2 separate regions of the Homo sapiens genome follow, and region 2 is linked to region 1. The links are chromatin loops, found by intact Hi-C in ENCODE. Cell type or tissue: chondrocyte. All regions are shown on one strand. Each heading gives the region's core, and the rest is flanking DNA. Links, peaks and the distances in the headings are about the cores only.

Region 1 (10,995 bases), core at 2,173-7,172:
TCATTTGAAGGTTCACTTTGGGTTGTATGTGTGTACTGAAAATGTTAAGGTGATTATTTTTTGATGCAAATAGGCATGGTTTCAAGATTTAAAGAAGTGCTACTGAGAGAAGTCAGGCAGTTAAAGAAAAGCCTTTTCTGTTCTCTTATATTTGGAAAGCAATCCTGTTCAAGGGCTGTGTGGGGAAGAGATGACCTGGGAAGCACCTTCTCCTTGGGCAAATGATTTGCTCACTAATTCCTTCAAAGTTTCCTTTCCTATTTTCTTCTTTCTTAACACAAAACTGGATTTATTACCTACAATAGGTTCAAAACTAGAGATGCAGAGAGGAAAAAAGATATCATCCCAGCCCTTAAAGGCTCAGATCTAGCCAAGGAATGTGTAGTCTATAATTTCTGTCTCCACTGATAGCTCTCACTCCAAATGTTATTGTAATGTGAGCATATAAGAAAAGTCATAATGGTTATTTGAGAGCAATTTCATTTTCTGGTTACACAGTGTTTACTCAAATTCTTGTAGGGATGTGTGTGTGCAGGAGCATGTGTGTTGAGGGCTTTGAGTAACAGCTTAAGTGATATTAATAAAGCAGATTTCCCGTCTCTGAAGGAAGGCAAATTCTCAAGGCAAAGTATGACATATTCTGGTAAGTGAGTTTATGTCTAAAATTGAATATGTTATATATCCAGGGATCTTTTAGGGATCTTCCTGGGAAACTTCTGGCTCTTAAAGTCGATCTTTGTAGTTTCTCTGTGTTGTAATTTGGGGTGGCAAATTTTCTCTTGTCAAATTTTGCAGGCATAAGGCTGTGCTTTGTGGATACAAAAGTGTGCCAATTCTAAGGAAGTAGTTCTCAAGCCTTGGTGGGGAAAAAAATCACCCAGGGAACTTATTCACAATTCAGATGAGCCCCCTGGCTGCTTCTTCACACCCCAAATTCTGACATGGTAGGTAGGAGATGGGACCCAGGAACCTGCATTTAGAAAAGCTTCCCTCAAGTGTTTCTGATTTAGCAGGGCAGAAGACACACTTTGAGAACACTGGCATGGAATTTCTTCATTTGAATCACAGCTAGGCATAAGCCTGTATATGATATACTTTAAAAAGCATTTTAAAGTTCTTTTTTAAAAAAAATTTATTTATTTATTATTATTATACTTTAAGTTCTAGGGTACATGTACGCAAAGTGCAGGTTTGTTACATATGTGTACATGTGCCATGTTGGTGTGCTGCACCCATTAACTCGTCATTTACATTAGGTGTATCTCCTAATGCTATCCCTCCGCCCGCCCCCCACCTCACGACAGGCCCCAGTGTGTGATGTTCCCCTTCTTGTGTCCAAGTGTTCTCATTGTTCAATTCCCACATATGAGTGAGAATAAAAGCATTTTAAAATTCTTGATTGAAAGAATGTTATGCAAATTTATTCATTTCACAATCTGACAAATGAATAGAAGACCCATGAGGCTATCTTACATAATGTTCAAGAATTTAGGCTCTGCTGTCACGCATTTTATTTCCCATTCCTGTGCTTGCTGGAAGCATGGCCTTGGGTAAGTCACTTAACCTCTCTAAGCCTCAGTTTCCTCAGCTGTAAAATCAGGATAATAACAACAATCTAATCAGGCTGTTGTGAGGATTAAATGAAATAATTTATATCAAATGCTTAGCGCAGGACCTGACACAGAGTAAGTGCTCAATAAACTTTGGCTGACACTGCTATTAGTTTGTAATAGGAATAAAAAATTATAGTAAATAAGAGTGTATCCTTTCATTGCACAACTTTCTTCTTAGGTAACTGTGAGCACTTTACAGAGTCCCAAGTTAATCAGCACAGAATCCCTAGGAAACAGTCCAGGATTCTGTAGTTACTTTACACTGTCCCCTTTGAACTGCTTATGCCATTTTTGTGTTAAGTCCGGTTGGTAGTGGCTTTGCTTCATTGATTAGATGTATAAGCCTCTTCCACGCCTCAGCACATAGACTGATTTTACTCAGAAATGAGTCCAGGAAAGTGCATCTTCCTCTTCCCAGGAGTGCACACATTTTCTTTTGATGTGATTGTCATTTACTTGATAAACTGTCATTTACTTGATAATCCTCTCCAACAAGATGATCTCTTGCTGGAAAGCATTAATGCAATTAACAGTCATGGTTAGGAGACCATGGCTGGCATGGTCTCAGGTCAATAACTGCAGAGAACAGACGATTCTTGGAACGGTGGTGCCTCCTCTGGAGACACTTAGCGTTTCGATTTTGTTTAGGTGTCCATATGCTCATATAATTCTCCGGGAAGTGCATCTAGGTTTCACTTCAACCTAAAGCTTGAGATTTGCCTGATTTAACATGGTGTGTTTCCCAATGCTTTGCAAAATCCTAGCACAGTCTGGGCTTTTGGTTTTCTTATTGATTGAAATGCTAAAGTATTATCAGAATCATAAGAGATAAACAGACTTATTGTTACTTCTCTCTCACACTAAGCTCTCCTGCAGTGGCCCACAAACTGCGCATACTGGAATCACCTGGAGAACTCTGCTCAAACCCTAAGGTTCTGATTCAATTGGTCAGGGGGTTCACTTTGAGAATGGGACTTTGAAAGTCTCCTCAGGTGATTCTAAAACTCAGCCAAGATTGAGAACTTCTGCTTTACAGGGTGATTTCACACGCTCTCATCTTTGGATTTTTTTATATACATTGTTGTCTTGTCTGATACGTCAAACTCATCCCTCCAACCTCTTCTGCATAATTTGTGAATTTTCACAAATAGAACTTCAGAATAACCCTTGAGTAGTGGTTCTCAACTAGGGGTGATTTTGCCCCTTCAAGGACATTTGGCAGAGTCTGGAGACATTTTTGATTGCACCAGCCAGGGGTGTGCTACTGGCATCTAGTGGGTAGGGGCCATGGATGCCGCTAAATATCCTACAACATATAGGATAACCCCTACAACAAGGAAGCATTCTACCGCAAATGTCAATAGCACTGAGGTTGAGAAGCACTGCCTTAGCTTAGCCACTCTCATTTTACAAGTGGGAAAATGTGGTCCGGAGATGATAGCTTGATTTGCTCAAGGATTCATGTGTAATTATCAGCAGAATAAAATTTCTAACAATTGTAACATTATAGTGGAACCCTGCCCTTATTCTCCAACTCTCTCCCTTTTAACCTACTGCCCTAGGGACATTAGTTATTCTTCTTGTTTCCTTTCCCTCCTCAAATATCCCTAGGCTCTCAACAGTAGTTATTTGTTTTCTGTATTTTAGTATTTCAAATTTCTTGACTAAAAAACAGAAGCCAAGTCTACTTAAGCTAAATTGCATAGCCTAATAAGCATCACTTTTCTTTGCTCTAGGATGGCATTGTTGCAACTTGTTGCTAGGCCTGGTTTGTTTTGTGCTGATCAGCACCTCTGATTGGAAGTTATATAAATCTTTGGTTAATTTAAAAAATGGGCAAATGAGGTAAGTGTTACTTCATAAATCTAGTTTGGCGAGCAAAATGTTTCTAATTTAAGGACCCACAAAATGAAATTATAAAGGGGCTTCTTGGCGATGAAAAGAACGTCTCCCCAGGCCTTCTCTAGTGCAGTGTGTGTGTGTGTGTGTGTGTGTGTGTGTGTGTCTGTGTGTCTGTGTGTCCAAGCCCCCAGCTGCTTGGACAGAGTTTAGGAAGGTGATGGAGATTTTGAATTAAAGACCTGTGAGTCCACCTTTCTTCATTTATATGTTCCCTGAATACCTCTCATCTTAACCCCAGGAAAGTAATTAACTGGTTATTTCTGGAAGGTAGGATTTGGGATCATGCATGGCTAAAATGTATTTTTTTTAACTTCTTCTCTCTGTTTTTTTTTCCTGTGCACACATTTTTTTTAATAAAATGAAGCCATTTAATCAAATAATATAATTTTATTCTCAACATTCCGTGCACCATAATCTCTTGGGAGCTTAACAAATCGCTTGGGTACCATCTCCAGAGACTCTGATTGAGTTGGCTTGGGGGTGGGGTGGGGGCGTGGGGATGGGTAGCGTTTAGTGACTTCCCAGCTGATTCTTATGTGTGGCTAGAATTAAAAACTCCTGTCTCAGAGAGCAGTTCTCAAACTTGTCTGCATATTGCAATGTCCCGAAGAACTTCAGAACACCTGTGCCTGGGACCACCATAGAGGTTCTGATTTAATTGGTCTGGGGGTGCTGACTGGGTTTTGGGTGTGTTAAGATTTCCCCAGGTGATTCTGAAATGGAAGGGCTGGGTAGTATCTCTGAAGAGTTTTTTGGGGGAGTTCTTAATGTTGCTGTCTTACTAAGGAGGTGTACCAACCTGCCCCTGCTTTCTGTTAAATGAGAGTTAATAAGGTGGGATTGCTCTAAACCTTGAGCACAACTGATCATAATGCTAGAAACAATAGTCCCTCCTCCTCAGGGTGAAATAACAATGTTACAGGGACACCAATTATGAAGATAGGTTGTGTTTTTAATTGTTGAGAAAATGATGAGCTTGAAGGAGATTTTGCTTATTAAGACTGCTTTACCTTTATAAATGACTGTAAGTAGATTCATCAAGAATTGGGAGCTGCCTTGAGCTACAAACAAGCCTATGCAATAGGTACTAATAGTTGTTTTTAGCCTCCAGTTATTTTTGTCTTTTCTTTTTGCCTTTTTAAAAAGAGGGTGGGAGTGAAGAGGGCTCCCTATACTTCTGTCTTAACAGACTGTCACTATGATGATGTCCAAGTTGAATTCTGAATTTTCTTTGGTTAGACTAGCCCTGTAGCTTTTTAGAATTATTTAAAAGGGCTGCCTTCTTTGTTACAACAAAAAGTCTTCTTGGAGGTGTGAGCGGTTGAGCTCCCCCAGTGTGGTGGGTGCTAGGAAGGGCCTCTGGGGCGAGGTCTGCAGGTGGGCTCTTTAGCAGTGAGGCTGCAGCGAGACAGGACCCTGGGTCTGGAGAGCTTTCCAGCTCCAGCCAAGTCTGGCTTCCTACTTCTCCACAGAAGCCACTTGGGAGCAGTGTGGCCTTGCCTATGAGGGAGGCTCAGGGAACCTTCCTGGAACTGACCGGCACAGCCAGGGAGCCTGGAGCCCCTGCCTGATGACAAGTGAAATATTTCACAGAATATAAATCTTTCCTCTTGCAAATGCTCCTTTGGTGAGAAATCAGACAGCAGGTAAGAATTGGGCAGAATCCTTGTCCCAGCAAATAAAATGAAAGGATAGAGCCTCCCATCTTTGTTCTGTGATATGATAGTATGAAGTTTGTGGAAAAGAAGATTTCCTGCTTATGATGGGTCCATTGATCATAACAGGCTCCTGAATGGGAGACAATGGTATCTCCCTTTATCTCACTGACAATAGAAAGAGGTGCGGGGAGAGGGGGAAGGACAGAGAAAGAGAGAGAGAGAGAGAGAGGCTCCCATCAGCCTGATGTGATGATATTTCACCCTGTGACTGTTTCCAGGTTGTAAGCTCTTCTGACAAAAGTCAAACAGAAGAACAAATGACTAAGGCCTTTTCAGTCTAGTTCTTGTAAGCAACTGTATGAACTTTGCAATGTTATGCTTGTTCTAGGTCTTTGAATTAGACCCTTTACCATGCACACTTCTCACATCAAAGAAGACCATATATAAAGTAGTATTTTGCAGTATTATTATGACATGTCTGTGACTGTGTGATTAGCATTGTATCCACATTTTTGGCCCTCTTTACTTTTTCAGGCTTTTAAGATTTACTTAGAAAGGGAGAGAAGAAAGGATATACAGGGAGCTGGGGGTAAAAGTCAAGGGAGCAGTTGGGAAGAGACACAGGAAAGGGAGAAGAATGAGATGACTAGAGGATTCTCCTCCAATTTGCCAAGGTCATAGGGAAGCAGGAGTTGAAGTGTAAGCCTTGTAACTTGATTTTTTGGCTAGCTGTGAACTACCTCTCAGGTAACACCCTTTTCCAGGTATTATCTAATGCCAACATTTGCTCAATTTCATTGCAGTCATCAATCCTTTGCTGAGAATAAACCCAACTTTGGAAGGAGAGTAGGAGGAGTTGTCAGATGGGAGAACAAACAGATCCCACTGGAAGCTTCAGCTTCTCCCTAAAAGCAGGAGTAGATAAGGACCCCTCACTGCCATTTTTACTGTCCTGCATCTGAGGTGGATTTCCAGAGTTTCTGAGATGCATCCAGATCCTGACAATTCGAGGCTCATGGCCAGATTGGACCCAGCACACAAGCTTGCCTATCTCCTCTGCTGTCCCTTCCTCTGAAGATTAGAACCAGCCAGTGCCAGGTGTGCCAACCAAGATGTGTCCTTTCTTGGTGCTCTTGGGAGCTTCTTACACCCCAGGCTAGAGGGTGCCCCTTTGGTCCTAGGGGTGATCTGGTATCTCTCTTGCTTTTGGGATTCTGAGGGGTCCTGACCTCTCTGGGGCAAAATGGAGATTTCTAATCATGTGCTATCTGAATTTAACCTAAAAGTCAGTAAGCCACCACCCCAGCTGTTTCTTCAATGAATCCCTAGGGAGACATGGAAGCAAACAAATTTGGGCTCCATAACTTTGACTAATAAAGGTCAAAAGTCAACTGAAACCAGACTTACAAGAAAGTGCTTCATCATAGGGGTGAGATTCAGGACTTCCATGACAAACTGTTAGGGGCTCTACAAAAACCATGAAACAAGAGCTTGTCCTGGGAACACAGGTTATACATAAATAACCCATTATATATTATGAAACAGAAAGTTCTTCAGGTAAACAGACGGAAGCCAGTACGGTTGGCACAGTGTCTTTGTCCATCGCTTGGTATGGCAGGATTTATAGCGATTCCATCCTTGAGCATGGAGTGATAATGGAGCCCATGATAAATATGCAAGGCACAGTGCTAAGTGCCTTAGGTATATTTTCCCATTTAATCCTCGTAACAACCTTATGAAGTAGGTACTATTACAACTCTATTATGCAGAAAACACTTTGCTCAGAGAGGTTAAGTCATGTGTGCAGGCTTGGCTGGATGGAAGGTGGAGGAGCCTCCAGAGCTCATATTCTTACTGTTCTCCCCTTTAGAGGTTCTTTGCTACTACTGTGGGGGTGGAGGGGATGTTCCAAGGTGTTGAGCCTCATGGATTTTCCTACTACAGGTTAATGGATGTGAGAATAAAATCCTCCCTTTCATTTAGATTAACTGTGCCAACAAATTAATTGGGAGACCACGAGGCTGAGAGACTCCAACTCTTAAAATGTGCTAGGTGAAATGAACAACTCCTTCTTGACTTCACTGTAGTTGCTTTAAATAGCAATGTTGAATCTTCACGTGGGACTTTGAGTCATGGCTTTGGACCAACTTCCTCTTGAAAGTAAGTTGAGAAATCTACAATTCCTAGATAGATGAACAAACTAAATATCCCCTGTACTCTGACAAACAAACAATCATTTACAAAACCAACAAAACTGCAGTAGGGTTTTCTCATTTTGTAGGGGAATATTTTAAGGACTGTTTCTCTACTTACCTTGAAAATTATGGGCATGTTCACCTGGGATTTGGGCAACAAGGTCCTCAGCGGCACCATCGCTGAATGACCAGACTTGATGGCAGGGCAGTTTGAAAGGTGATGCAGGAAACAGCACAGTAGCGTGGAAAATCTGGCTCTGGCTGTGACACCAATCCATCCCATGACTTGAACTAGCCCCCATCACCTTCCCTCAGCTTGCTTCACTGGCTTGGGATGGGAAGAAGAACACCTGCCCTCCCACCTTGCTGATCATAGGCGTTCCTGGAGAACATGTCAAATAATGAAGGTCCACATGCAACTTGTATATTGTGTGACTCATTTTGCTCATTGTAAATACTTGACTCACACTTTCTAGATGCCAGGTACTGTGCTTTATTTTAACTCATTTAATTCTTACAACAGTCCCACAAGGAGAGATTACTTTTATCTGGATTTTGCAGATGAGAAGATGAAGGCACATAGGAAGCAATTTGCTCAGGGTCACTTACAAATAGCACATTGTGTGATATTGTAATACAATGAGAAATATATTTTTAGTCTTTGTCTCTAGTTCCTGAAAGAGAGCTCCTGAAACTCTTGTGCTTTCCTGAGTGATAGGGGTGAAAGGAGCATCTTTTGTTATTCATGATAAGCCATTTTCAAACATACCTGAGTTATATAATGCTAATAATGCTAATAAGGTAACTCTTGGTGAGCCTCAAGATAATCTCGGAATGGGGGCTGGTTGCTAGAGGAACCAATCACTTGATTAGAGAATTGGAATTTTCAGTCCCTCACCCTGACTTCTGGAGAGGGAGAGGGATGGAGATTGAATTCAATCACCAATGGCCAATGATTTAATCAACCATGCCTGTGTCATGGAACACAGGAAACCTAAACAACATAAAAATCCTTAACAACAGGGTTTGGTGAGCTTCTGGATTGGTGAACACATTGAGGTGGTAGAAGGCTAGAGTTCAGGAGATGACATGGGAAGACATGGAAGCTTTGTGTCCCTTCCCATATACCTTGCTCTCTGCATCTCTTCCATTTGGCTCCTCCTGAGTTGTATCCTTTTGTAAAAAACCAGTATTAGTCACTAAACTGCTTTCCTGAATCCTATGAGCTGTTCTTTCAATTTATCAAACCTGAGAAGGGTTCAAAAAAACCCCCAGCTTATAGCTGGTTGGTCAGAAGTATGGGAAGCTTGGGACTTGTGATTAGCATCTGATATGGGGGCTGTCTTATGGGACTGAGGCCTTGTGGGATCTGATGCTAACTCCACATAGATAGCATTAGAAAATGGAATTAAATTGTAGGATTGAATTAAATTGTAGTTGGTGTCTGGGGAGTTGAAAATTAGTTGTTGGTGTGGAAAAACCCACACACTTGGCGTCAGAAGTGTTGTGAGTATAAACAGATTGTAGTAACATGGTACAGCCAGACTAAAACCCAGGCTGTCTGAACACAGTATGTTTCTAATAACTGCTGTAGTCCTCTATCTGACCTCCTTCAAAGTGTATTCAGTTTTGACGTATCTTTTTTCTTCCGGTGGTAGTGAGGGTTCTAATATTTCTGAATAAAGAGGTAATATGTTTGTGCAGCCTGAAGGAGGCCAGAACTACAGCTTAACTGTTGTGAGACCCTGTGGACTTCAGATTTCAGAATCTTGCCTTGTGGAAGATCATGGTTCAGTTTGAGGACTCTGATGTTTTTATTTTATTAGGTATTCCAAATGCACTACTGTTTTTTTCCCCTAGAGAATATTAAATTGTGTCCATATTGTATTTTTATAAATTGTAAAATTACTTCTGTAGCCACATCATTCATTTATATCATTAATATGTGACTTACAGTTGAGTTAGTGCCTCCTTGACAACAGTGATTATTGGCGTGCCTCTCAACATCCAGCAGAATGTGGGAATGTAAGTTACTCAGCACAAATCTTTTGATTTTATTTGTTTTTATTAATTTAAAAAATTACAACAACCTGCGTTCAGTGTGGAACAAATAAAATAATGCCAAAATGCCAACAAAAAGAAAGATAAAACCTCCTATAATCACACCACTCTGTGATAGTTATATAAAAGCAATATCTGTAGAGTTTTGTTTATAAAAGGCTGTGATTCAAGAATTTTATACCCAGCCAGGTTGTCTTTTATGTGTGAAAGTGACAGAAATATATTCTCTGTAGACCACGTTTCAAAAAAATTATATGATAGGCAATTTTCCTGGGCAAGATTTAACATGAATCTCTGTTGAAAAAATGCTTGAAGATAAATTCCAGGTGACCAAGGATGATAGATGCTAGAGTGAAGGATTAAAATAGGAAAGCTAGAGTATAAAAAAGGTTGGGAGTAAACACTGAAGCCAGTTAATGTATATTTATTTATATATCTAGATAATTATAAATATTAGAGACTATATATAAATGCTTTAATTTCTCTTTATTAAAATAAAAGCAAATATAAAAATATCACCTAGAAGATAATATAGTACAATAATAATTATGTGGTAATCTGAATCTATACCTCCAGCTAGCATCATCAAAATCTAAGATGGAAGCTCTGGGAATGGGTAGGGTGAAGGAATGGGTGGAAACAGTATGAGTGGAAATGAGGGCTGGGATGGATTTCAAGGCATCTGACTTGGACTACTAATCATTTGAAACTGGGGTTTGTTTATGCCCTGAAAATGAAATGTTATTAGTCAAGTGAGGATGATTATTATTTTAGGTAATGCTATTCCTTAAAATATTTAGCTAAGTGACTTCATGGCTTTTAGGCAATTACATAATTTCTGCATTTTGTTTGTTTTTGAGCCTGGTTGTCTCTGAGTTCCTGTTTTGGTGCTAATCTTCAGTGTGTGTTTCTGAAAGTAACCATGATGACAGGAAGCATATTTTTCTGTATGCCTATGACTGGTGTCTGACTACCCTACTGGTACTAGAGATTAAAAGACACTTTCCTGTAATTAATATTTTCCCCTGTGTTTTGTCTGAAAGTCGTTAAGTTGAAGCTGGAATTATAGATGTGTGTACATCTCTCTTTAAGGAAACACACAAAACAAATGGGAATTTACCAAATGATATCATTCTCCACTGACTGGATTTATATATGACACTTCTTGAATGTACTTTTCTCATAATGTGGGGGCACACCTGCATTGGAAATAGCTTCTTTGAGAAATGTTAGATGTTGCAATTTGGTAATATCTTAAGTGTGAATTTGTGTGTGTGTGTGGGGGCAGGGGGGAAGGGAGGATAAGGAAGGATTCACAGTGTTCAGAAGAGGACTGATGAGGCTCCCTCCATGAGCAGGCTAGTAGCGCAAAGCCTAATCAACACTTCTGTGAGGAAGTTAGCAGCCTTCCTTCTGACCTGACTGCTTCCGCTTCTGGTGGTGGCAGCGCTGTCAAGCCTCATTACTGGAAAGTTCATCTTGTTAAATTTCCACTTAGAGCAGGGGATGTGTTAGAAGATAGCTCAGACTCTGTGGCCATTATGACATCAAACTCAGACAGTGACA
Region 2 (10,995 bases), core at 2,710-7,709, 700 kb after region 1:
ACAGAGAGATTTTTTCCAAATTGAAAACAGGACTCAGGAGGCTGAGTTCCGGTACACAGTCTTTGATTCTAAACAATTGTGTGGCCCTCATCTGTGAAATAGGGCTGATGGTATGTTCTTACAGGGTTTGGAGGAGTAAACTAAGATAGTAGACCTGAAGAGGGGAAGGGGGATGTTTTGCAAACTGTGATGTTTTGTTAAAGACAAAAATTGAATTCTCAATCATATCCCTGAGTATCAAAGACTTGTTTAGAACAGAAAATTAACTTTGCCTGAATAATAATATTCTGAGTGAAACAGTGTAAAACCAAAAAGTTGGCAAAGTTACCAATTATAGGAAACAGGACCCAAAAGTTAGTCAAACCCTTTCAGTCAAATTGAGATTGGCTAGGGCAGCAGTGACATGTGGTGACATTAGTGAGAAGGGCAACCTGACAGCAGAACAGAGAGAAAAGACTAATTTATGAAATTTGCAACAGACTGGCCTTTTTAATCACGATCCGAAAAATGTCAGTGACAATGAAAGAGGCATGTAAACTCTGAAACAGTCTTTAAAGCTCACGTCTTCTTGAAAGTTTCCAAGAAGACAGAAGTAGGATGGTGGGAATGGCTTTGGTGTCTAGGTTAACTGGAGAGTACAAAGTACGTAATGACCCCGAGCAGCTTCCTTCAGTCTATGACAATGGTTAAGAATTTTTTTGAGGAAGTGTTCTTCAAGAGGGAATCTGTCGCACAACTGAATGGTCCCCTAAGCACAAAGAGAAGAACAAACTTGGCTCATAGATTTGTGATTATTGTTCACATCAGCTCCTGGCTCATATATGGCTTTATAGATGTCTTTAAGACCACTTGCTGCTCCCTGGAATGATTCTAATATAGGAGGTACATTAGAGAGAGTGCCGTAAGAATAGCCTATATTAAAAAGAACTAGGTATGTAGCTTTTAAAGTGTGCCCATTTAGAATTATTGGAGTGGAAAGATTTTGATAAACTGAAACTTAAAAAGTGATAGGCCAAAAAAAATGCTGACTAATACCAGCAATAGGAGTATACATTTTTAGAAAGTGTTTTTAATCAACTCCCCAGTATGGGGTTAATCAACTGTGTCAGCAGAACTAAATTACAGACTCATAGGAAAGGAAAGAGAAAATAAAAAGAAGACAATTTTGGAGCAATTCAAACTAATTCCTTCCTGGAGTAAAAAGCTAAAAGCACTGAGGAAGGCTTATTGGTTGAACTCCTGAACAAATAAGCCCTAAGCACCTAACGGGTTAAGAATATCCAAAAATATATAGTACTTTTTGGTCTAAATTAGGCTAGAATTTTTAAAGGATGCTAGCCAACTGTCAAAGAAATGCAAAAGTGCAAAATTAAAGAGCGTTAAATACTCAAGGAGAAAAAAGGTAGCTACCAGATACAGAATCATAAGTCAGGAAAGCGGCTGTGGGCACTTGGTTCTTACCAGGTCAGGAGAGCAGTTGGTCTCATTGAGCCAACAATTGCCAGTAGTGTGATATTGCTGAAATTTTAAATATGACTGAGTTTGACCTTCAAAGCAGTAGCTGGTTCCAGAGCATTTGAAGTTCATCCACACTCTACATTGTGCTTGGATATTGACTGAGAATCAGGATAAAGTGACAGTTATTAAAAGAGCCATAACTCTCTATTTTCAACTTTGTGAATTTCAAGTTCTTAAGCATCCTGGTCATGCTAAGCAATGCCTTAGCATGCTTAGGCAGTAGGGAAAGTGCCTCCAAAAGTTAGACAACTTTTGTTGTCTGGCCAGTGGAGACGGGACTAAGTGTTTTAACTTCTAAAACACCAACAAATATCCAGACAAAATTTAATGGTACCAAAAAAAATCCTGTGCTTTTGACATCTTTCTGTTTACTTTAGTTCTTTCAGGTATATCTTTCAACGAAAATCTAAGTTGTCATTTTCAGACTTAAAGATCCATATGTGGAGTTTACAGTGCCTGAAGGTATTAAGGAATTCTTCTGACAATTTCCCTGTCGGGAGGATCTCAAAGAAGCGGGGAATTGAGAGTGAATGAATTTTTTTTTTAAGTCCAAAGTAAAGTTTTTATGTTTTTATTCCCTGGAATATAAAACACAGATTTCAATGTTTTGAAGGTTTTTATGAGAAATTATTGCCATTTTTTAATTGAATCTGGTATATTTTTCAAAAATTGCCTGTTATAATAAATTCAGGCCTTAGAAATATCTAAAACTGTAGCAATTACATTTCAAAATGCTGTCGTGTAAAATAGAGACTTCATAGAATTTACTGATAGCAACAAGTATGGCAGTTACAGAAGTTTTACGAGACACAATTCCACTTTAAATGACAATGCTGAATTGCAAAACTAATTTCTTCCTAAAATTAGGGTTCATTGTTTCCTATTCATTAGTGTTCATTTCTTGATATCCTGAATAGTTCTGCTCTCCGTGGTCTTTGCGTGATAGTTGTTGAAAGGACTTAGTCATGCTGATATATAAAGTTAAAACTGTTCAGAACACAGCATATGCTTCCCAAAGTGGGATAAAGACGACTTAAGAGCATATACACAAGCAAACCATTTGAAATATTTTAGTGTATTTATTGTAGTCTGCATTAGGAAAATATACAAAAGAAATCGTAACTACAATAAAATGTCTCATTTGAAAACACATTACTATGTTTTATTTTAGATGAGACTGTTTTTTAGAAAATAGTAATTCAGGGGGCATTAGAACAAGACAAAAACAAGTAAACAGAAAGATGTCAAAAGCACAAGATTATTTTTTGTTACCATTATATTTTGTCTGGACAACTTAATCCTTTTCCTACTGGCCACTGTGTGTAATTGGTTGTAGTTGAGTCAGGGAAACATTGCTTTTGGATAACTCTCCAACCAAATTCCAAAACATCAACCTCCTTCAAATTTACTCTAAAATAAGTATGATGTGTTAACAGTAAAATTTTTTGCTTGTTATGAAGCTATGCGTTTTCTGCCCAATTTTGTAATACAAAATCATTAAATATCAGAATCAAAAGTGTATTTAGAGATCAAAATACTGTAAGCAATTCATTTTGCAGGTGATTAAGTTCTTCTCACTCAATCAGCCCATCAGTGACTAAGCTAAAATTTGAACCCAAGTATCCTAATTCTCTCTGCCTCTCTTTCTCACTGCCACTATTGGGAAATCTTGACTGGGAACATTTGGATGTGCAAACAGTGTTTTCTAATAGAACCAATTTCCAAACTCATTCTTCAGTTTTAGCCTGTAATGACCAAATACATGCAAATTAAATAGCTTTCAAAAGTCTGGGTTCCTCAAAAGATTTTTTACTGAAAGACATGTGAATCAATAAGCACCTTTAAAATGCAACAGGCTTATCATAAAAGCTAGGCTAGGACATAGACTATAACCAAAGTTTAAGCCTCGAAGAATATTATTAGGTTATTTTTTGTTAATATTCCATGAGTTTTAAAACAACAGTAAACTTCACAGAGTTTTTTAAAAACAAAATAAACTGCAGATTACCAGTCTGCAAACAAGTATTCTATACCAAACTCTCAAATCAAGACAAAATTCAAGGTAACAAAAAAAATTAGAATAAAGCTAAAAATAATTAGGGCATGGTGAGAAGAGGATAAGTAACTAATTTGTTTTAGGAGCAAAATTATTTGAAGCTAAAAATAAAAATATTTCAGGAAGTGCCAACTCAATTCATTTTGCCCGGAAAAGATACCGGATATTCTTGCAAAGAGTATGGTAGCCTGGGTTGCAAAGGGGTTCGGGGAAGCAGGAGTAAAATGCTGTTTTTGTGAACCTGATACCTAAACATCCCAGTGGGGTATTGTGCCTGTTTAGACTCCAAGAAGCTGCTTTTCACATCCTTAAAAGACAGGCTGCCCAAGAGAGACAGGGTTAGAGGGGATGCTGTTTTTAATCCTGGAGTAAATAAGGCCTTCAATGTCCTACCCCTGCCCTAAGTGACCTGAGCCAGTTCTCTGCTTAGGGTCACTTAGTCACAGGAAGTTGATGCAAAAGGCCTGTGGTGGTTGTTGTTTGCCTTGTTTTGTTTTGTTTTGTTTTGCTTTATTTTGGAGAAGTAGCTGGTTGGAGATGAGCAAGGCCTAGAAGATTCCAGCACTTTCACCACCAAATACAGGTTCTCCCTGCTGTTTCATTTCTTCAAGCTCCCTACCTGGAGGGGTCTTCTGCATAGCGGTACAACCTCCTGCCTTGTGTTTCCCTGAAGGGGCTCGGTGATGGAGTCAGGGATGGAGCAGGGAAGGAGGAAGGATGGCGCCAACGCCCAGCCCCCCCACACTTGCACACTCACACACTGCCATCACACACCCATCTGCTTCTGACAGAAGACAAGCTCTGACTTTTGGTCTTCTTAGGAAATAAGAAGAGTAAAAAATGTTTCTTCCGTAGTTGTGATGTTTTTCGTAGTTCAGGGTGTGTGTGTGTGTGTATGTATGTGTGTGTGTGTGTGTGTGTATAAAACCATCTTGAGGCATACAGAAAAGAAAAGGAGAGAAGAAATTGGATACTTCACTTAACCTATCTGGGTCTCAGCTTGCTTATCTGTGCAATGGAAAAGTAGAACTAAATGCCTTGATTTAACACCCTTATCTACGGTGGGGAAGGAGCTGTGAAAAGTGGTCCCTAGGCAGAGTAATCACAGCCCCCTACCCAGTGGATGATGACTCCCACTGCCTAGAGCAGGACAGTCATTTACGGGATCACCTAAGGGACATTTTGAAAGAGGATGTGTTTGCCTCTGGCCTCAATTGTCACCGGAACGCGCGCGCGCGCGCGCGCACACACACACACACACACACACATTTTCCCCACAGGGATTGTTTGCCTATGTGAACAAGTGGAAGCAGAAATCGCTCTTCCGAATTATTTAGGAAAGCCAACACGCAATTATGCAAAAGTCTAGATAAGGTTCTCCGAAGCAGAAAGCAGCAGCGCGGGACGCGGGTTTCCCCTTCTCTGGCGAGTACCAGTGCTGGGAGGCTGTTTATCTGTGTCCTGGTGCTGGGACAGGACGCAATCCAATTCCAGCTCTCGGTCGGTTCTGCCGCTCTGTCCCCGGTTCTGCAGCGCACTCTCTTACTCCCTCTCTCAGTAGTGTCCCCGGCTGTCTCCTTTCCTCCGTCTCCCGGTCCTCTCCCAGCGTCACCCCTCACTACCTATACCCCCGCGCCCTACCCCCACCTGGGGCGCTGGGTTCCACGCCTCCTCAAGAGGTGTGAGCGCCCGCGCTGGGCGCCCGTAGCGCGGCCCTCCTGTGTCCCCACTTCCACCCGGCGGCCGCTGGAAGCCGGGAGAAGGAACGGCACCAATCCCCTCACGCTTCTCCCAGGACGTCTGATCCCATTAGCGCACCTGAAATCACAACCTTGGCCACAAATGCGCGCTTGTTGCGACCCCTCCGAGTGGGCCGCCGTGCCGCAGGAGCCACTCTGGGGCCGGGGTCCCCAACCTCTCCCCCCTGCAAGTCCTAAAAGGAATCGTAGAGCAATTGATCTCGGAGGAGATGAGCGCACCCCGGGGCTCATTGCTGCCCCTGAGGAAGAGCCGTCCAGGAACGGAGGCGAGAAGCTTCCAGAATTAGGCCAAGAGGCAGGTGGCGGGGTGATCCGGCGTCCCCGAGTCCAGCTGGGGAGAAAGGCGCCCTCGGATGCTCAGCCCCAAAGCAGCAGAAGACAGAAGCCGGTGCGCCATCGTCGCTGCGCCCCAGTCCGCGGGTCCTCGCGCTCCTGCTCCGGCTCCCGGGCTGCCACCCACCGCTGCCCAAGCCTGACCAACTCCCAACTCCCTCCGGCACAGGCTGAGGCGACCCCCAAAGAGAAAAATAGGATCGCAGTCAAAACTGGCGGGGATGGGGCACACTGGTGGGAGAGGGGACCTTTTCACCTTTTGCTCTTCCCAGGGGACACAGTCCCCCAAACCTACGTCCCTGCGCCAAACCAGGTGCGAGCAAACTCCGCGGACCCCGCAGCTGGAAGTGCATCCTGCCGGGACCCCCACCCGACCCAGGGAGTCAGCGCGCCCCAGGGTGCAGGCAGGCCCAGGGCTCTGGGTGGCTCAGGGCACGGGGACCGGATCGCGCTGCAGAACACCGCCGGGACCCGGCACCCGGACGCGCAAGGGCGACAGGGCAGCCCTGCTGTAAGGACTGTGCCATGAGAGGTTCTCATTCGGTAAACAGTGGCCCTCCCAGAAGTGGCCGCCGACCTGCCAGTCAATGAAGTTATCCTCCGGGAGCTGGGAAGAAGGGGCGCCTCGCGGGGCTGTGGGCTCGGTTGCGAACCGATGTGTTTGTGGCTTATAAGTTTATTTCTCCCACTAGTTACCAGTGTTCAAATTGGCCCTTTCTCGCATAAATCGCCTGGAAAAAAAAAAATGATGTTTAGCTAGCATAGCCATATTCTGACGTTAATTTTTTTAAAAGGACAAAGAAAGATGATATTTGTTTTTCATTTTTAAATAAGGGCACAGAAAAGCACGTTTTCAGATATTCACAAGTGAATAACTACTCAGCAGGCGTCCTTCAGCTTCCTCTTGTTCTTTGCTCCTTTATGTTTTTGACGCTGCTAGAATTCTTTCTGCGCCGCAGGAAGCCTTCGATGTTTTCCTTATTCATTAGATAGCTCAATGAAATGTTAAAATATTTATTTTTGAATAATCAGTAAGATTTTTGCCTGAAGGTTTTCACAAAATATGCCCCTTTATCCAGTCGAACATGGATGCTAAGCATGGCCAGTGTGACTCATCCTGTTGCTTCAAAGGTAAATGTTTGCTATTAGTGACTAGAGCACGTTCGCCAGACCTCTTCCAGCACTCAGTACTTCAACTATTAGTTTAGAATATATCAAACGTGTATGCACTTGTGATTAGTTCCTGGAAGAATTTTCTACATTTTCAAGCTATTGTTATGAGGATTTTTTTTTCTTTTTGGTTGGTTTTCTGATCTAGACCAAACAGCATCTCAAAAAATGACTCCAAACAGCATCTCATAAAATAATAACCTTTCACAGTTCAGTGGTTTATACTAAAGTTTAAAAGACACCCACCACCAACACCTCCATTTATATAGAACAACTGAGGCTCTAATACAGCAGTGCAAGCAATCTCGCTGCTTTAAGTAGCCAATGTCAGTTCAGATTCTCTTGATGTATCTATATTTAATCCAATATTTTAAAGTCATTCTGACATAGTGCCACATCGAAATGTATATTGAAGTAGATCATTGAAATATATTTATGCACAATAAAATGTCCTAAAGCTGTCTCCTTTTCACTATTAGGTTTTTATTAAAAGACGCCCTAATACCTAGTCAAGTGCTGGCAAGTTTTATTAAAATGCGATAAGGAGTTTTAACTTCAGAAAAGCACATGAACAATTTTAAAAGTGCTTGCACCAAAGTCTATGTCTCTTGGACAAAATCAGCTTGACTTCTCCATGTATGTGTATGTGTGTGTGTGTGTGTCTATACACACATAGATACATATACAGATATATATTTGGGGGGCATTGGGCTTATTTGTTTCTTAAATCACAAAATCACTTCTCTATGGTAACAGTGATTACTTCAGAAACTGTCACTGTCGAACAGAGGTCAAAGTTAGCTTCATGCTTTTTTTTTTTTTTTTTTACAAAGCTTCCACAATGCTAGAGATCTATAAATGTTTTCTTTTTTAAATCACAACCAAAATGTGCACAATGTTTCTTAATGTTTAAGAGAACATCAAATGGTCTCTGCCATATGAAGTTGTCTGACTGTGAATTTCACCCACACTTTCTAACACTTGTGCTCTCCAAGTGAAAACACTGAAGTTTTACATTTTCATCCCAAATTGCCAAAAGGGAACTGCACTAAAACTTTTATAATTACCAGTGTCATTTCCCCTCTCCTAAAGGGTTTTTTTTCTTGATTACCAATGTCACTTTCCAAATTCCAAGAACTGATTTGTACATGCTAGATTATCGAGGCAGTAGATAGATTTAACTTGACTGTCAAGCAAATTCATCCTCAGTGTCAAGCAACCACTACTGTTTTTTGTTTTTTGTTTTTGTTTTTGTTTTCAGAGTTGTTGAATCTGTCCTATCTTCCTTTCTTTTCCCAGGCTGTCTTCCCAAGTTTAGGCATATGGGTACACACACATGCACAGCTGTATTCAATGTAGGTTTTAGCCTTGTGCCTTAATCAAGTGTTTGAGCTATACACCTATGATTGATATCATATCCTATCTTTGGATTTGAAAAACATGGTTAGACCCCAAGACCTGTCCTATGAGTCTAAGTTGGGTACTGTGGTTTTCTCTTGTTAGTTACCAGCACCAAATCATACCCCCAACCACCACCTCCCACCCCCGTAAAACAAGATTAAAGTTTGTCATCAAGGCTGCAGTTTTTCTATTGTCCAGTAGACGGCACAAAAGATCAAGCCTTCAAATGCTAAACAATTCACCAAGGCTGCTGTGGTTTGAAGTGTATGTGTGTGATCTTCTTTAAAATAGCTAACCAGCCAGCATTGTATCTGTGAAGCAGTGAAGTACCTGAAAACTTAAGATAACTCACTAAAAGTTTTGAAACGTAATGATATAAAAAGGTTTTGCATATGTCAACAAAATGTTGCTTCAGAAAATACACTTTTAAATAACTTCAGAGAAAAATGTTATTTAGAAATTTATCATTTAAAAGTTATCTTTATAGAAATTAAAGTGAGAGAAATTACAGGGCATTTTATTTTTAATTAAAAATAAAGAAAGTATTTGCACCGTGAGACTTGAAGATTCTATAGCGGAACTTTGCATGATGCATCTATGTTTTTTACTACATTTAACATACAACTCAGTCCACAAAATTGAAGGTTGTATTTCAAATGCACTTACACATAAATGCATATATAATAGGTACTTGGGAAGGGGAATAAATTCTCTTGATGAAGTTTTGTGGGATAGCTTTTGGGGGATATTGGAGAATGAGGCCAGTAGAAACAACAGTTGGGACTTTGCCTCTTTCAGAGCAATGCATGACTTTGGCTAATATTTATATTTTACTAAAAGGCTTCTATTTCCTTTTCATTCTGCAGACACTCCTTATGTAGCAGTTTGGGGGGGAGGGTAAAGTGTGGGCTAATAACTCATTTCCCAGTTAATTTTATTAAGAATTTATAGCACTGTTTAGAAAGTTTTAAGACAACCATAAATTTTATTAGGAATACTTTATTAAGCCCTCCATTTAATTAATAAAAGACCTCTATAACTTCTGAAAATGTCAGAGCTAGTAATTATGTTAACCAGTGTAGTTTTTTCCCCCCTAGAGACCAAAGCATTTTAATGATTTGAAATAGAATAGTAAGGAAAGCACCTCCCTCTCACCCCCCATTTTTTTTCCCTAATTTTTGCATCATCCAGTCAGAATATAGTAACTTAGGTATTTTCCCTGCAACCCTTGGAGAGCCTAAGCTGACCTCTAATTGACTTCTGAACTGGACCCAGACATTCTTTGTTTTCTGAAGCAAAATGCAGTAAACAAATCTTTCAGTCCTTATAGCCTGTAATGCTTTAGAGCACTTGATTAACATCCTCCCTAATCCTCTCAGTTAACCCCCTTTGATATCACCTAACCAGGTTTCCCCCTTTAATAGATCTCTCAATAGTTTATTTCACTTTTCTCACAGCCATTCATTAGCTTTGACTTCTTGGTGCCTTTCTCATATCACCTCCAGGCTCTTATCTCCAGCATTCCTCTATTATCTGTACTAGATTTCGAATCTATTTTCTTTAAACTATCTTTCCCTCCCTCCTCTTATTTCTGTTTTTTTGAAATGTCAATGCTAGTGAGGGGGAGAGATGCAGAGGATGAATGTTTTTGAAATACAAACGCCAAGCCTCCACACCACAGGACAACCTAAAAACCAATCACAGCATTTTAAGGGACATCTTAAAGTTTGGTGGCAAATGATAAACCCTTATCATTTTGTGAACACAGCTGCCAAACTCGATTGATTAACAGGCTTTTGTTTATTCTGGGCTGGCAAATACACACACGTTTTACCTTAAGAGGTGCCTCTTTAGTTTCTAAGGGTTTTGGAGCTGACTCATCAGTGTGACCTTTTGGGACAAAAGCCTAATTTAGGATATAGATCTTTCCAGAAGCACAATTCCTTATAGAACATAAAGTCAGGGGAGTTCTCCGAGACGACTTTACCAGCAGCTCAGAGGAGCACTGAGGGCTTGAAATGCCTCCATACAGGAGGGTGTAAACAATAGAGACCAAGGGCCCAGTCTGCCTCCTTTTGTCACCGTTCTCTATCTCTGGAAAGATGCTCTGAGATAAGAAGGATGAGAAGAGAACGGAAGGCCTGAATCGCAAGAGCTAGGGCCAAGTGCCAGAAGTTTTCACCAGGCCAAGTTTTTGCAAAATAAAAGTGCTATTGCCTTAAAAAAGCAAGTATCTGAAATAAGTTAGGAATAGGGGCTGTCAAAAAATGGGCATAAATATTGACAGTAGTTTACTAAGATACCTAGACCTGTCCCTTCATTTGTTTCCTTTTAATAGATGATTAATTGCTGCCCTGCTAAAGGAGTTTTTTTTTTTTTTATGGCTACTATATTGCAACTCTAGACATCCTCTGTGCAATTTCTCTCAGCAAGCCCCAACTGTAATAACTGTTTGCTAATTGTAAAATCCTTATCCAGAATGAGGTTTGGGCAAACAATTTGTACTACTGTAATTACATTGTAAAAGTGTTTAGTCCCTTGATTGTTCAGAATTAATTGTATAAAGGCCTAGAAGTTATATTAGGTTCACAGTTTAAAATGGAAAGACTGTGGGGGGGGGGAGGGGCACTTTTCAAAACTACTGAGTTGATTTTAAGTCCGCAAACTCAAACTATCTCATTCTTTAAGGAAAATTTGTGTGTAGGTAATTTAAAGTACATTTTTAAGGTAATCTGGCACATCATGGTTAAAGCATGC

The links. Hi-C counts contacts between places; a loop is a spot of excess contacts. Peaks named below come from ENCODE experiments on the same cell type or tissue, not always from the same donor. Only the 100,000 strongest peaks of a DNase experiment are listed, where the experiment ranks them.
Region 2: a loop joins it to region 1, with 7 times the contacts of the local background. A loop is called at or near these places in 21 of 110 quality-filtered maps.

The regions. Positions count from the first base shown.
Region 1 is chr2:65,717,230-65,728,224 of GRCh38, forward strand. LOC105369167 (a long non-coding RNA gene) reads left to right here and starts at 8,103. Exons shown (of 3, transcript XR_940196.2): 1 at 8,103-8,536; 2 at 9,351-9,393. In chondrocyte, for the core only: a CTCF peak has its summit at 4,994; no DNase peak of the experiment used is centred there.
Region 2 is chr2:66,420,765-66,431,759 of GRCh38, forward strand. MEIS1-AS3 (MEIS1 antisense RNA 3) reads right to left here. Exons shown (of 4, transcript NR_046438.2): 4 at 2,578-6,398. Among named protein-coding and RNA genes, the nearest start is that of MEIS1-AS3, 7.2 kb to the right of the region's middle. In chondrocyte, for the core only: a CTCF peak has its summit at 2,861; DNase peaks (open chromatin) are centred at 5,787 and 6,090.